2 separate regions of the Homo sapiens genome follow, and region 1 is linked to region 2. Evidence: read pairs that join two places in POLR2A ChIA-PET (ENCODE). Cell type or tissue: Caco-2. All regions are shown on one strand.

Region 1 (2,500 bases), 520 kb after region 2:
TGCCTGGCTAAATGAGTTTTTGTAGAAACTGAGTCTGTGGCTCAGGCTGGTCTCAAACTCCTGGGATCAAACAATCCTCCCACCTCAGCTTCTCAAAGTGCTGGCATTACAGGCGTGTGCCACTATGCCTGGCCTTATAAAACTTTTAGATAAAACATAGGAGTATATCGTTGTGACATGGGGTGACATGGGGTTGGGCAGTGATATCTTAGCTATGGCAGCAAAGGCATACATAACAGAAAAAAATGAACTTTATCATAGTTAAAAACATTTGTGCTTCAAATGACACCATTAAGTGAGGTGGAAACAAAATGAGAGGAAATATTTGCAAATCATACCTGATAAAACTATTTTATTCCGAATATATAAATAAATAATGATGACCCAATTTAAAAACGGACCAAATATCTGAATATTTCTCCCCAGGAAGATATGCGAATGGATAATAAGAACATGGAACAATGCTGAACATTATGAGTCATTAGGTAAATTCAAATCAAAACCACAATGGTCTACAACTTCATACCCTGTAAGATAGACAGGCATAATAAGACAGACAATAACTAGTGTTGGGGGGATGCGGAGGAATTGAAATAGTCATGTATTGCTGGTTGGAACATAAATATTGCAGCCAGTTTGGAATAGAGTTTGGTAGTTACTCAAAATTTCAAACATAGAGTAGTCATATGAGCCTGCAATTCCACTGGGTGTATCCCCAAGAGAAATGAAAATATGTCTTCACAAAAGTTTGAACACAGATTGTTCATAGCAGCATTATTTTTAATAGCCAAAAGGTGAAACAATGCAAATGTCCAACTGATGAATGAGTAAAGTATGCTATACCCATTTCACAGAATACTGTTTGGCAGGAAAAAAAAAAACATATATTATGACATGGACAAACCTCAAAGACACTATGCTATATGAAATAATCCAATCACAAAACACATATTTTGTGGTTCTATTTACATGAAAATGTCCACAATATGTTAATGTATAAAGACAGAAAGAAGTAGTTGCCTAGGGCTGATCGGGATAGTTGGCAGGTAATGGGGAGTGACTCTTAACGGATAAGAGATTTCTTTTTGAGGTAATGAAAGTTTTAAACTATGTAAATATAAAAACCACTGAATTGTACATTTTAAATGGATAAATTGTTATGTAACATATCAATGTTTAAAAACTTATAAGGACTATTTTAAGTCCTTTGGAAATGGATGAGATGAGTAATCTTAAAGCTCTTATATTTGCATAGTGATCATCTTAATTGTATAATAATACATTTAGAAAAATTATACTCATAAAATCATTATTTGATTATCTTCTGTCTCTTACCCTGCCCTCTTCAAGTCTAGGAAGTTAGGAATATGCAAAGACAATTGTATATGATCATGTGCACCTATTAAGTAGTTGTAGGAATTTTTTTTTTTTTTTTTTTTTTTGAGGTGGAGTCTTGCTCTGTTGCCAGGCTGGAGTGCAGTGGTGCGATCTCGGCTCACTGCAACCTCCACATCCCGGGTTCAAGCGATTCTCCTGCCTCAGCCTCCCGAGTAGCTGAGACTACAGGCGTGCTCCACCATGCCCAGCTAATTTTTGTATTTTTAGTAGAGACGGGGTTTCACCATGTTGGCCAGGATGGTCTTGATCCCCTGACCTTGTGATCTGCCCTCCTCGGCCTCCCAAAGTGCTGGGATTATGGCGTGAGCCACCATGCCTGGCCTCTTTTTTTTTTTTTTTTTTTTTTCTGGAGGCGGGGTCTCACTCTGTCACCCAGGCTGGAGTGCAGTGGTGTGATCTCAACTCACTGCAGCTTCTACCTCCTGGGCTCAAGTGATCCTTCCACCTCAGCCTCTCAAGTAGCTGGGACTACAGGCATACAGAATTTCCACAGTTCTGAATGAGGATGCAACCAGAGTGATGATGTTTTAAATAGAATTAGGAAGCTTTCTTATGTGTTTAAATGGTAATTTATGTAGAAAAATGTATTAATCTATTTAAGCACAATCAGAAATGACAAAGATTACATTACAACGAATCCATAGAAATACAAAAGATCCTCAGAGACCATTATGAACACCTCTATGCACACGAACAAGAAAAGCTAGAGGAAATGGATAAATTACTGAAAACACAACCTCCCAAGATTGAATCCAGAAAGAAATTAAAACCCTGAAGAGACCAATATCAAGTTCAAAAATTGAATCTTATAAAAAACCTACCAATCAAAAAAAAACCTGGACCAGATAGATTCACAGCCAAATTCTATCAGACAAACGTCTAATATCCAGAATCTAAAAGGAACTTAACAAGCAAAAAACAACCCCATTAAAAATGGGCAAAAAACATGAACAGATGCTTCTCAAAAGAAGACATGCAAGTGGCCAGAAAACGTATGAAAAAATGCTCAACATCACTAGTCATCAGAGAAGTGCAGATCAAAACCACAATGAGATACCATGTCACACCAGTCAGAATGACTATTATAAAAAAGTCGAAAAAC
Region 2 (2,500 bases):
ACTCAAAGATAGGCAAAGAGGGGAAATGGGAAAATGGAAAGGTTTAAAGTGGCAAGATGGTCTGAACCCTTTCTCCACACAAAGCATAGTTGGCACTGGTCCAGCTACTTCCGCACCCTGATGGAGACTGTAATTATCTTATTGAGTCTTCCCCACAGTTTTCCTACATCCCTTGTAATTCTGGAATGATGTAAAATGCTTGGTGGCCTTCGATCCCACACACACAGTAAAAAAGCTGGATTGCAAAAGAGATTTTGGACTTTTACCCCAGTTGGACATTATCAAAAGCTCTTCCCTAATCACCATCTTCAGTGGAGTGTCTGAGTTTGGTATCTAGGGGGTCAAGCAGACCTGGGCTGGAATGCCCACTCTGCTGCTTACTAGCTGGGAGACCTTGGTTCTCTTGGTTCCTCAAGCCTGTTTCTTCGGCTTTATATTGGAGCACATTAGTAGTACCTACCCTGCTGACATGTTATGGTGACATAATGAACTAACATATGTAATGTGCTTAACACAGAATATGAGCTGAGAGATGTTAGCAGTCATTGTCGTAGTTGTTCTTGTTGTTGTTACTGTTACCAAGCCACAGGGCTCTGACACTCCTGACACTCCTGTTTTCTCTTCTGTTAAACAGTCCTTTGCTCCCTGCTGAGCATGTCTTCAAAAGCTGGCTCTGTAACCGGAGCAGGAAGACCTAATACTTTAGGGAATCACCCACATCTGGCCTCCTGTTTACAGGACCTATAAAGCTTTGAGGCTAATACTGAACTGAAACAGCTGACAAAAATTCCATGACCCGCCCCCCGACTCCCCCGCACCCACCAAAGAAACCTCCCATTATGGGAAAAAAGAGAGCAGGGGAGATGAGGTCTGAGAAGAAATCAACGGAAGCCAGAAGAAGAACTGAAATGGGAAAACAGAAAAAAAGAAAAAGGGGAAAAAGAAAAAATGAACTCTTTCCTCTGGAATGAGGGCAAACCAACGAGGACATGATTTCATAAGGCAAACTTTCAATTGATTCATTCCCTTGTTCACCAAGTTGGACTGGTTTCCCAATACCTCACCTCCCCCACCCCTAGTCTGGGCCTGTGGGGAATGGAGGAGCTTCATCATCTGGCCCTCTGCTCCGCCCTTCAGTGCAGGGGGCCCTGTGCCTCTTCCCAAGAGGAGGAGGCGAGCTTGTGGCCTGAGTATTTACACAGGCCAAAGGGCTCCAGCACTAAAACCCAGCCCTGTCCTGGAAGCACACCCTCTCCTGGAAATAGGGAATTGTCTCTTGACTCCAAAACAGCTGGCTACCCTATTCCTGTGCATGCATTAGGGCTCAGGGAGGCTGGAAGGAGGGCTTCCGGAAACTTCACTCCGGAAAGGACCAAGTTGTTTTCCAATTAGTTCGTATTCATGACCGATTTCCTGCCGTCTGGTGGAACATACTGTTTAGTCTCCCAGACAGCCGCAGACCTGCCTCCACTAGGGACTGGGCCACTTAACTGGATGGAGATAGATTAGGAATGTTCTCTAGCTCAGCAGCTCCCTGTTAAAGTTCCTTCTGATTAGAGAAACAGGAAATTTATCCGAAGGACTCTGCCTTCTCTGTTCTCCAAACCAGGGCAAAGTGCTCACAAAACTGCTTTCATTTCCTCTTGCCTTTTAAGTCATCCCTCTCGGCCTTGGCATGCCACCCCCAGCAATGGTAATCCGGTAATCCGATGACAAAAAGGCCTGTGCCCTGTGGGCTAGTGGAAGCCTGAGTAATTGTTTTTTTTTGAGGACCATAAGCAGGGCTGTCACTAGGGGGAAGACACAGGTTCTGTTTTTGCCTCCTATCAGGGACCACAGTCCATTCTCAGAGATTAGTCCCCAGTGTCTTACCAAGACTCATGTGTTGCTTCAAGGAAATGGGTCATTTATAGTCCAGATTGACAGGATTGATGTATGGTCAGGTTCAATTTTTTTCTTTTAGATGGAGTCTTCCAGTGCTCGCAGTAACTGGCCACCACAACTATGAGCCTGCCCTCTATGCAACTGAGGTGCTGAGATTCACCCACAGTAGTTCTGCTGCCTTACAATGCAGGATTTCCCCCACTAAATATCCACCTGGCTCCCCACCCATGGAATGCCATGTCCTAAGGAAGTGACAAAGTTGGATGAGAGGGGGAAGGTTGGGAAGGAATTGAGTGAGAAATCAAGACACCATTTTGATATTGTCTTCCTTATTCTAGGTTCTGGCTACTATCCGGATGAAAGCTACAATGAAGTATATGCAGAGGAGGTCCCACAGGCTCCTGCCCTGGACTACCGAGGTAATCTACCCTGCTTCTCAAGCCCAGAAAATCTCTTTTCTGGCCTCAGACCTAGGCCCTTCCCTGAAGCATCCCCATCAGGCTTGGCTCACATGTGTCAAAACTGTAGCACAGGGAATCAGGGGCTGTGATTTCTCATCATGAACTTGGTTACTGACTTACTGTGTGACCTCACCTCTCCAGCCTGAAGGTTCTCC

Evidence for each region. Peaks named below come from ENCODE experiments on the same cell type or tissue, not always from the same donor. Only the 100,000 strongest peaks of a DNase experiment are listed, where the experiment ranks them.
Region 1: POLR2A ChIA-PET joins it to region 2 with 11 read pairs; 2 of 35 experiments call an interaction of 5 or more read pairs at or near these places.

What each region holds. Positions count from the first base shown.
Region 1 is chrX:101,171,593-101,174,092 of GRCh38, forward strand. It overlaps a transcript of CENPI not described here. Among named protein-coding and RNA genes, the nearest start is that of DRP2, 47 kb to the right of the region's middle. In Caco-2, no CTCF peak of the experiment used is centred here; no DNase peak of the experiment used is centred here.
Region 2 is chrX:100,648,563-100,651,062 of GRCh38, forward strand. It overlaps SRPX2 (sushi repeat containing protein X-linked 2), which reads left to right. Exons shown (of 11, transcript NM_014467.3): 3 at 2,223-2,303. Among named protein-coding and RNA genes, the nearest start is that of SRPX2, 5.6 kb to the left of the region's middle. RefSeq lists a silencer at 1,290-1,584. In Caco-2, no CTCF peak of the experiment used is centred here; DNase peaks (open chromatin) are centred at 739 and 1,129.